2 separate regions of the Mus musculus genome follow, and region 1 is linked to region 2. Evidence: chromatin contacts called from ENCODE POLR2A ChIA-PET data. All regions are on one chromosome and are shown on one strand. The core of a region is the stretch at or near the end of the contact, and the rest is flanking DNA. Distances in the headings are between cores, read along the strand shown. Region 1 holds the start of Pdzd4 (PDZ domain containing 4). Region 2 holds the start of Idh3g (isocitrate dehydrogenase 3 (NAD+), gamma).

Evidence for each region. ChIA-PET counts read pairs that join two places held with the same protein, here RNA polymerase II (POLR2A).
Region 1: POLR2A ChIA-PET joins it to region 2 with 14 read pairs in Patski. The contact joins the promoter of Pdzd4 here to the promoter of Idh3g in region 2. POLR2A ChIA-PET finds 5 or more read pairs at or near these places in 3 of 5 experiments (Patski and embryonic stem cell).

The regions. Positions count from the first base shown.
Region 1 is chrX:73,823,532-73,829,166 of GRCm38, reverse strand. It overlaps Pdzd4 (PDZ domain containing 4), which reads left to right and starts at 4,198. Exons shown (of 8, transcript NM_001029868.2): 1 at 4,198-4,885. The coding sequence starts at 4,826.
Region 2 is chrX:73,785,264-73,790,552 of GRCm38, reverse strand. Idh3g (isocitrate dehydrogenase 3 (NAD+), gamma) reads left to right here and starts at 3,656. Exons shown (of 13, transcript NM_008323.1): 1 at 3,656-3,778. The coding sequence starts at 3,698. Ssr4 (signal sequence receptor, delta) reads right to left here and starts at 3,530. Exons shown (of 6, transcript NM_001166480.2): 1 at 3,247-3,530; 2 at 1,600-1,718; 3 at 679-753; 4 at 433-522; 5 at 129-194. The coding sequence starts at 3,313.

The sequences.
Region 1 (5,635 bases), core at 2,949-5,448, 38 kb before region 2:
CTGGGGCTGCCTCCATTTGCCTCCTCAACGTTATATGAAGGGTGACCTGTATGTGTTTAAAAGATTTTTTATTTTTACGTGTATAGATGTTTTGCATGCAGGTATATGTGTGCATGTACTATGGGTGTACCTGGTGTCTGCGGAGGCCAGAAGAGGAAGTAGGACTCCTTAGTAGTGGAGTAACAGATTGTCAGCTACCATGTAGATGCTGCAAATCAAATGAATCTTGTCAGCTGCAAGAACAGCAAATGCTCTTAACCACCAAACGTTCTCTCCAGCCTCATATATTATGTACTTTTGAGACAGGGTCTCATTGTGTAGTCTTGGTTCATTTGGAATTTGCTATGTAGCAAGACTAGCCTTGAACTTGTAGAGGTCACCCCACCTCTGCCTTCTGAGTGCTGGCATCAAAAGTATGTACCATACTTGTTAGAGTTTTCTTTTTCTTTTTCTTTTTCTTTTCTTTCTTTCCTTCCTTTCTTTCTTCCTTTCTCTCTCTCTCTTTTTATTGTCTTCAGCTGTAAAGTGGTCACATGCCACTATTTTTATACTTATTTATTTATTTATTTATTTATTACATGTAAGTACACTGTAACTGTCTTCAGACACTCCAGAAGAGGGCATCAGATTTCATTACAGATGGTTGTGAGCCACCATGTGGTTGCTGGGATTTGAACTCAGGACCTTTAGAAGAGCAGTCGGCTGAGCCATCTCACCAGCCCTGCCACTTTTTTTATTAGATTTTTTTAAATTTACATTTCAAATGTTATCCCCTTTCCTAGTTTCCCCTCTAAGAACCCCTTATTCCATCCCCTCTCCCCCTGCTCCCCAATACACCCACTCCCATTCCTGGCCCAGGCATTCCCCTATACTGCAGTATAGAACCTTCACAGGACCTAGGGCTTCTCCTCCCATTGATAACCAACCTAGGCCATCCTCTGCTACATATGCAGCTAGAGCCATGATTATTATTTTTGTTTTGTTTTGTTTTGTTTTTGAGACAGGGTTTCTCTGTGTAGCTGTGGCTGTCCTGGAGCTCACTCTGTAGACCAGGCTGGCCTCCAAGTCAGAAATCCTCCTGCCTCTGCCTCCCAAGTGCTGGGATTAAAGGCATGTGCCACCACTGCCCAGCATGATTATTTTTTTTAAAGATTTATTTTATGTATATGAGCGCTCTGTTTTCATGAACTCCAGAAGAGAGAATCAGATTCCATTATTGATGGTTGTAGGCTACCATGTTGGTGCTAGGAATTGAACTCAGGACCTCTGGTAGAACAATCACTGCTTTTAACCACTGAGCAATTTCTCCAGCCCCTGTTAGAATTTTCTTACTGCAAGAGTAAAGCATCTCTAATCTTAGCAAGAAAATGGATTCAAATGAGTGACCAACAAGCCATTCTTTAAAAAGCTTCTGACAGAAGCTGGACAGAACCCAGATGCCCCTCAACAGAGGAATGGATACCAAAAATGTGATACATTTACACAATGGAGTACTACTCAGCTACTAAAAAGAATGAATTTATGAAATTCCTAGGCAAATGGTTGGACCTGGAGGGCATCATCCTGAGTGAGGTAACCCAATCACAAGAGAACTCAAATAATATGTTCTCACTGATAAGTGGATATTAGCCCAGAAACTTAGAATACCCAAGGTACAAGACACAATTTGTGAAACACATGAAACTCAAGAAGAACGAAGACCAAAGTGTGGGCACTTTGCCCCTTCTTAGAATTGGGAACAAAACAGCCATGGAAGGAGTTACAGAGACAAAGTTTGGAGCTGAGACAAAAGGATGGACCATCTAGAGACTGCCATATCCAGGGATACATCCCATAATCAGGGTCCAAACGCTGACACCATTGCATACACTAGCAAGATTTTGCTGAAAGGACCCTGATATAGCTGTCTCTTGTGAGGCTATATCGGGGCCTGACAAACATAGAATTGAATGCTCTCAGTCAGCTATTGGATGGATCACAGGGCCCCCAATGGAGGAGCTAGAGAAAGTACCCAAGGAGCTAAAGGGATCTGCAACCCTATAGGTGGAACAACATTATGAACTAACCAGTAACCCTGAGCTCTTGACTGCAGCTGCATATGTATCAAAAGATGGCCTAGTCGGCCATCACTGGAAAGAGAGGCCCATTGGACTTGCAAACTTTATATGCCCCAGTACAGGGGAACGCCAGGGCCAAAAAGTGGGAGTGGGTGGGTAGGGGAGTGGGGGGGAGGGTATGGGGGACTTCTGGGATAGCATTGGAAATGTAAATGAGGAAAATACCTAATAAAAATATTAAAAAAGAAAAAATAAAGCTTCTGACATACACCAGGTACTTAGGACATCCAAGAGTCTATAGCTGAGTATTATCAGGCCTATCAAGTTCAAGATAGACACACATTCAGGTCAAGTCCCAGGCCCAGTTGGGGTCAAGAGGCCTCAACAACATATGTGAACAGGTAATTTAGTCCCCATGCCACCTGCTTCTATGGTCCTGCCATTTCTCCTAAGCTCATACACATGAACTCAGGCAGGGGCTCAATTGCAATCTAGTTCCTTTATGAGTTAGCTCATGTCAGGATAAAGAAAAGCATGCTGCTGATCTGAGGGATATTTGGGAGGGAAAGCCTCCATGGAAGCCATACCCTTTTGTAGAGGAAGAAATGGCCAATCCTGCTAGGTAGGTAGTAATAGCTCATACCTTTAATTCCAGCACTTGGGAGGCAGAGCAGGAGGATCTCTGAGTTGGAGGCCAAACTGATCTACAGAGCAAGTTTCAGGACAGTTATAGCTACATAGAGAAACCCTGTCTTGAAAAAAGAAAGAAAGAAAGAAAGAAAGAAAGAAAGAAAGAAAGAAAGAAAGGAAGGAAGAAAGGAAGGAAGGAAGGAAGGAAGGAAGGAAGGAAGGAAGGAAGGAAGAAAGACTTGTGCTAAGTTCTGTGGGCTAGGCTGGGGGAAAATGTTTTTGATGACTGGTCAGGACCTTGGTGAAATACATACAATTAGAAGGTAAAAAGATTTGGAGAGGATATTTCTAAGAGACTGCTCTTGAAGTAAGGTGATCTAGATCTTATGCTGTAGGCATGAGGAAGCTCAAATTACAGGGCAGAGGGGGCTGTTGTGGCAGTAACCATGGTGGAAGGACTAGGGTCCATCTCCTCTCCCCGGGGCTGATCTAAACACAGTGCCTCCCATCCACAGACATTTGTACTGAGCTCTCAAAAAGGGTATTCCTCAGGAAGATCTACTGGTCATCTCCTGAAAGGCTCAAGTTTTGCTTTCTGGGAAAGACAGTTTATAAGCACTCATACTTCCTTTCTGGATTTCAGGTTATTCCTATTTCTGTCTTTTGAACCAAAGTGGGGGTGGAAAGGAAAAGTATTGAAGCAGCCTCCCCCAATACTGTTAATTAAACATTTCTATGCTGTTATAAATCCCCTCACTCGCCAGAGCCTGGAGATAAAGACCAGACAATTTTATCAAAGGATCTTCTGCAGGTAAGAGGGCTAAGCAGCTCTCTCAGGCAGCCTCTGGGAACCTAGCTTTCAATCGGTCATTGTTATCTAGCCAAAGGCCATCTTTTCCTCTGGTTTATCAAGAAGAGGGGCAGCCTGTGGGAGGGAAGAGGCTAAAGGAGAAGTGTGAGGAGGGAAGGCTGGAACTGAGAAACAGACAGCGGTTTCAGTGCAAGCAAGGGGGGTGCCCATAAAGGCCCCAAAGAATGAGGCTTCTCTGTAGTTCTCTTGCCACCTACAGCACCCCCACGTTTTTCTTCTAAACAAAGGTATCCGTTTCAGAGATAGCAAGGGAATGGCTCAGTTAAAGCAGGGAACCAGTCTTTAAAGAGAGACAGAGGAAGGAGTACAGACATTGGGGCTGATACATTTAGAACCTGGGAAAGGGGTGAAATAGCCTCTCCTTGAGACCAAGGCCCTGAACTCTCTTCAGGAGTCCAGGGAAGCTTCTTCTTCAGACAGGATCCTCTTTTCTCAGGGACACACCTAGCAGACAGGTCCACTAGACACCTCGCCCTCGGACATTGGCATTATCTGGTCTCAGGGACTCAGGCCCCGCCCTCAGCTCCCTGCGCCGACTCCTGAGGCCCCCTGCCGCTCCCGCCCGCACCCAGCCTCTGCTTCTCCCACGCGCGTGCGCCCCTTCTCCGCACACCTCCCCCGCTGTTGCTGCGGGCGCGCGCGCGCGCGTTCCGGTGTTCCAGGCAGGAGCTGGAGACAAGCGACCGGCTGTGGGCCAGGCTCTGAGAGAGCGCCGTGAGCTAGAGAAGCGGGACCCTGCGAGGCTACAGCTGGCGTGGGCCTGGCCGCCTCTCCGTCGGCGGGCCGGGCCACGTCGCCAAGCCCAGAGGCTGGACTCCCGGGGCTGATGGCCATGGGCGGGAGCTGGAGACGACAGCGGCAAAGGCAGCGGCAGCGGCCGGCCCCGCGGGCGGGGAGCCGTGTGGCCCACGGCCCCTGACAGCCCCTGACGGCCCCGGCGGGCAGGCGCGCTCCCGCGCCTCCTGGGGTGGGGGGGCCGTAGCCAGGCAACGCCCGGCGCGCCCGCCCATCCCCCGCCGCCCTTTTTTTCCCCTGGCTGGGTGCGAAGGAGCATGCCTGTGTCTGGCCTCGGCCAGCAAAGAGTTAAGTCGAGAGGCTTGGAGCTGCCTTCCTCTTGGGGGCGTGCCCCCCTCCCCCGCTAGGCGGCTCGGCCCCCCGGGGTAAGGTATGGCCCCGGGCCCAGGCCCGGGACCCGTGGTCCCACGCACTGGCCAGTGAAAGATACCTTCCTCTTCCCGCTCTCCTCTTTCCCTCGCCGGCCAGCATCATGGGATGTAATATGTGTGTGGTCCAGAAACCGGAGGAGCAGTACAAAGTGATGCTTCAGGTAGGGCGCCTGGGCTGCTGGGGAGAGGGTCGCAGCCGGACCTAGGAAAACTGTAAACCCCGAGGGGGAGGGCCAGGTAGAGTCAAGAAAGGCAGGTGTGGGAGGGCGAGAGGGCTCGAGAGAAAAAGGTAGGGAGCTGATCTCGCCCTCAGATTATGGGTTGCTGGGTGCTGGCGCCCTGTGGGAACCATCCAGGGATGGAAGGAACTGGGTGAAGAAGATATGTAGGTGTTCAAGGCACATCACCTGGCACTCCGAGTGCGTAACGACCACTAACCATGTGTCCAGATCAGCCCAGGTGGGAAGTTAAGATTCTGTCCCGGGACAGTGAGGCGCTCAGTGGCCCGCGCGGGATGGAGGTTGCATAGCAACGGTCTGGATTCCCGGCACATGGTCCCAGGGTTGGAGCCTGACCCAAAGAAGCAGTGAAGTGCCTGCGGGACAGAGGCCGAATCCCGGGCCTGGCAGGCCAGATTTAAAACGTCGTCAATGGAGCTGGGTTTGAGTACCCATTTTCCCATCCACTCTCTAGACTAAGTCACGACTGTCGATTTCAGGGCCTCAGGCATTTTGGGTGAGTGGGTGACGCGGGGATCGATCGGTGGTGCCCAGCACGTGCTCTGCCTGTTGGCATCCGCTTTGGCCTGTTGGGCCTTGAGGACAAGGAGGGTGTTGAGAGCGACGCGTGCGGGGCGGCAGGAGATACCCTGCTGCCCGCTTGCACCTTGAGCCACCTTCTCAGCCACGAGT
Region 2 (5,289 bases), core at 2,407-4,906:
TGTTCTCAGGACACACAGATCAACAGCAGCCCAGAACCTGGGCTGCAGAGGATCAGAGCTTTTCCTTAGACAACCCCAAAAGATGAGGTATGCCCTGTATTCTCTGCTTCCAAGACAAGGGCACTTACCCGATGGTCCACACTGACTGTGAACAGGGGTGGAATGATAGAAACGTCCTCATTATTTCTCTGAGCCTGTAAGGGAGGTGCTGGGGTCAAGAAGTGCTGGGTAGGTTGCCAAGAAAAGGGAGAAATGAGCAAGAGACAAAGAAGGAAGCAGGGGCAGAAGTGCAGGAAGACAACCACTTGTCCTGGCCCCTAGAGTACTGATGTTGCAGAAGGGGAATACAGAATGACCAGGGTAAAGAGGACTTCAGAAATGGGGCATGCCCTCCCTCCTTGGGGCCTCAGAGGAGTTCCAGATGATACTCACCTTCCTTAGGAGGCTATAGGACTCTTCATCAAAGAATCTGACCTCATAGGTGCCCGCATGAGCGCTCTTGTGCTCCAGGCTCCAGGACACCTGGTTGGGTGTTTGGTAAGGGGCAGGCATAGCAGATACATGGGGGATTACTCTGCTAGTGCTGGCACAATACCACCATGAGCAGTGCTTAAATCTTTGGTCTCTAACCCTGCTTTGAACCATTTCCCCAACAACCCTGGATGCAGTATCCCTTACCTGATATCGACCCACATCCTGGCCGCGGGTTACAGGAAATTGTTTTCCACTAACGTCGGCATAAAGAGCCATGTTCTGGAGGGGGGGGTAATAAAAGCAAGAATCGCATTTTCCTCTCTTCTCTGGGCATACATAGAACCCTCCATTGTGCTGCCCAAAGCAGTACTATGACTGGGGAGGGAGAGTAGGCCAGCAGAGGGCTATAGTATGTTGGTAGGGGTTGCTGTGGAAGACTCAGGAAATGGGCCTGCCACAGCCCAGAGCCATGCTAGGCCTCACCCATGGACACTGTCATGTCTTTCTTCATCTGTTTCCCTAGAGGTGAACAGAACTACATATCCCTTATAACCAGTTTATCCTAACCCACAACAAGTCTGTTAGCTGTACACAGGGTTGGGATGATAAAAAAAAAAAATGGCCTTGTTATTTCTTGGAGCTTGAGAAGGAAGTGCCAAATGAAGTATTTAACCCTAGGAGTATTGTTCCCCCCCGAAAAAGTTCCAATTTCTTTCTTTAGATTTTTGGAAGAGCAGGTTAAAGGTTCAGGCTGGAGTTTTTCTATTTTAAACTTACAGAACATTCATACAGACACATACTCAGGCAAACTACAACGAGAAAAAAAGATAGAGGGGCCTGACCCTAGTTCTTTCTCCCATTCCAGACATTCATCCAGGAAACAGTGGGGTGTCTACCCACATTACTGCATGGAGGCAAAGCATACCAAGCAGGTCAGGAAAATGCTCTTGAAGTACTTGCTAGGATCTGGCCTCGCTGTGCCCTCATCTCTCCTGCACCCTGTGAATTGGAATCCTTATTCTCCCTGTTGATAGGATCCTCAGGTCACTGTCAACTGCCAGTGAATGAGTCTGCCACCCTCATCTCTTCCCCTGCACCCTCTCTGCTGAGTCCCTACTGTCTCACCTGGACCCTGTTCTTGCAGGTCAGTGAAATCTCCACGATGAATACAGTCTCTGTAGAAATGACGGCATCTGAAGTTGTATAGTAAGAAGGGGTGATCTGTGGTTCCAGGCAGGCCTCTGCTGTGGAGAGGAGGCAAAGCCAATTTGTGTGTTCCAGGCAAAAGGGCTTACCCTGGCTCCACCTCTCAGACTTGGTGAGCTGAGGATACACATACTCTTCTATTCCTGACAGAAAGTGGGGTCTGGGAGATGGATCCTAGTACTCAGTCAAAAGTAGAGTGGAAGGGGCCAGTGAGGGCTGATGAGCCAGGCCAGAGTGAGGTAGGGAAAGCTCTGCAGAGGTGAGTCTGGATGCAACAACATGGAAGCAACAGCCATGTTTGAGGCAGGCAGGAGGCTGATGAAATTAGTATCTGAATCTATGATAGGGAGGCCACAAAGCAGCTCACCTGCTCCTAAAGTACCCCAGAAGCCCAGTAGGTCAAGGCAGCCTCAATTCAGAGCTTCTTCAATAGCCTACTGAAAGCATTCTGCAGACACTAAATGGGGTGTTGTTAACACACAGGGACTTTCAAGATAAGGGTCTCTAGACCCATCCAGGTGACAGAATGTCAAGACTGGTTCTAGTGTTTCCTGAGAGAAGTAAATTCTGGGCCCAAACACCAAACCTGCCCCTGTAAACTAAACACCCCTGAGGAAAAGTTTTCATCCAACTCTTCTCCAAATGTGATGTCTTGAAAGAATGACCGATTAAGCTAGAGAAGACCTTGTACCGGCATAAATGGCAGGAGGAAAATGCCTGGGAATGGCTCTCAAGGCCATATTCCACCAACCCTTCTGTGACCTGCTCAGCTGGGCCTTTCCCTGTAGACACTATGGAACCCCTAATAGATGTTACAGCCAGGTTTGTCTTTTTAAGACACTGCTAGCAACAGACTGAAGGATTCTCTGAGGGGTGGGTAGAAGGGATGGCCAGAGGCTACCTGTATGTACAGAAACCAAATCGTCCTTAGTTCAGGCTCTCAGGTCTGAGGTGCTAACATCTTTCAAAACACATGCCGGCACTCCAGATTGAGCTCAGCCCCACTACCACGTTACAGATGTCTCACAAATATCAACGGGTCTGTGCACGGTTCAATTTTGCTATGAACTTTGGGGTGGGATATACCAAGGCGTCACAAAAAGTCGAGGCTCTGGGCACTAAAAGCCCTTGCTCACTTCATCGGTTCCCTATCTAACTCGCCTAGTGCCCTTACTCTGATCTGCCTCCCTCTCTTAGGTTTCTCTTGGGGAAGCCTGGCCTATGCAGCATTGGTTCGTAGCTGCCAGCACTGCTCTTGTGCGACTACCTTTTGACACAGGAACCAGGGACATACATATCACCTTCCCTGCTGGAGCTGGTGGTCGGAGCATGGTACTGCTTTGGGGGTTCTCCCAAAAGCAGACAAGGAAGCAACCTGGCTGTCGGGTAAACGTGTGTGTGGTGCTTTGGTCGCCACGACACAACACCCATCGGGGGAAGATCCCGTCAGTAGCGACGAGCCCCGGGAAGGGCCAGATCCCCACCTCGCGCACACCCTTCCTCCCCCCAGCACCACCTGCCAACAGCAGGGGCGCGCCCCGAAACAAGCTCCGGCCAGGCCGCTACCTGAGCAGCAAGATAGGCCAGACAGCAGGAGTAGTGCCAGGGCGCCGAAAGATGCCATCGCCGCCATCGCCTCTTCTCTTCCGAGGGGAAAAGAGAGCAAGCCACCCTGGACATGCGGAGCAGACGAGGAAGCGCGACGCGTAAGCGGCCTCAGCACCCAATCGTGCGTCGGCGGGCTGGGTCGGGCATGGTGACGTCGCTGGCGGCACTGACGTGTCCGCTTCCCTAGCCAGGGTCCCAACCGGTCGCACTTCCCTCCTTCTCAGCCTTCCCCTCCCCAAGATGGCGGAACAGTGCTCTAGGCACCGGAAGGGGGCGTAAGAACCGGTGTGACTGTGCGCGTGCGTAATGCTAGCGTTTTCTCAACCCATACCCCGGATTTCTCGCTGTCCCCAACTGTCGCGAGAACGGTGCTTAATGTTTTGACCTGTAGAGGTCCTCACTTTTCGTCATGGCGCTGAAGGTGGCGATAGCTGCTGGCGGTGCTGCAAAGGCAATGCTCAAGCCAACTCTCCTCTGCCGTCCTTGGGAGGTGAGTGGTGAATGGGCGGTGGGACATTTGCAGGCTTACAGAGGGACTTAACACCCAATTGAGACCCGGAGTCGGGTAACGGCTCTTTGAGCAAACACGGAATTCGATTGGCTGTGCGAGCCATAGGAGGGGCGGGGAGAGGGCTGCACTCTGGGGTTCACTGGTTGCTTCTGCTGTCCGTGAGGCGGTTGGCCGAAATTGACTCTGATCTGGCTCCTCTGTGCCTTCCTCCGGAAGGGTTGGGAAGGTAGACCGCAGTAGCTAGGTGTCCCCTCCGTAGTGTCCTTGTGGAAGCCCTTTTGAAGAGGCCACGTGTCCTGGCCCACCTTGCATGTACCATCTAAGCCTGTTTCTGGACTCAGTTCCTCCTTGGTTTTCCCTCTCTTAGACTGCTTTGCCCTAGTGGAGGTGGAAAATCAGACTTTATCAGTATCTCTCTCGCTGTGTGTCTCTCGCTGTGTCCCCGCGTTCCCTCTCCCGGTTTCTCTCTGTCTCGTCGAACACGCGGTTTCTCTCTGTAGCCTGGAACTCACACTGTAGACCAGGCTGGCCTTGAATTCAGAAATCCTCCTGCCTCTGTCTCCCAAGTGCTGGGATTAATTAAAGGCATGCACCGCCGCCATCTGGCTATCCATAATCCTTGATCCCTCCAGATCTTCCGCCTACCAAGCACCTAGATACTTGATTCTAACCAAAAGGCCAACAAACAAGCCCAAACCCCTGTAATGAGAGTGAACCAGGGTTCTAAGACTGGAAGCTTCTAGGGCTTTGCTTTCCTGGTTCTTTCTTTGGAGTCTTGGTTAGCTGGTTTAGCTCCTGGGTAGCACTGCTTAGCACCAGAAAACCAACAACTAGCTCTGGGGAATAAGAGCTATGACCTCTAGGCCTTGCTCTTCCACTGACCTAGAATATGGCATTAGGCCAGCTCTCTTTTCTCTCTGGGTTCCAGTGAGGAGAGAGGACTTTATGTTCTCAAAGCATTTGCTGACTCTGACCTTCCAGAATGCCATGGGGTTTTTTGTTGTTGTTGTTGTTGGGGTCTTGGGGGCTTTTTTGTTTTGTCTTGTTTTGTTTGGGGAAGGGAGCTACATATGCTACATGAAATTCTATTTAAAATAGGGACTTCTGGTTCAGCCAGATGGCTGAGTGGGTAAAGGCACCTGCCTCCAAGCTTGGATACCAAGTTTAATCCTTGGAATTCTTGTAAAATGCAAGGAGAAAAAGGACCCCACAGAATCATCTTCTCATTGCCACACGTGTGCTATGGCTTCTTCCTCATTGTTGAGGAAAGACCAGCAGCATATAGAGGATTACTAGAGACCCTGATGGCTCCAGAAGCTAGGCTTCTGTAAACTCTTAATGAAGACCTTTCCTCCTGAATGCTTGTGTGCCTTTGTTGGGATGGGACTAGGTGGCAGTGGAATGATTGGTAGCCAGGCAGGGCTTTGCCCTGAGACTGATTGTCCTGGGTATAGGAACCCATATAGACAACTCAAGGTCTTGAGTCCTGC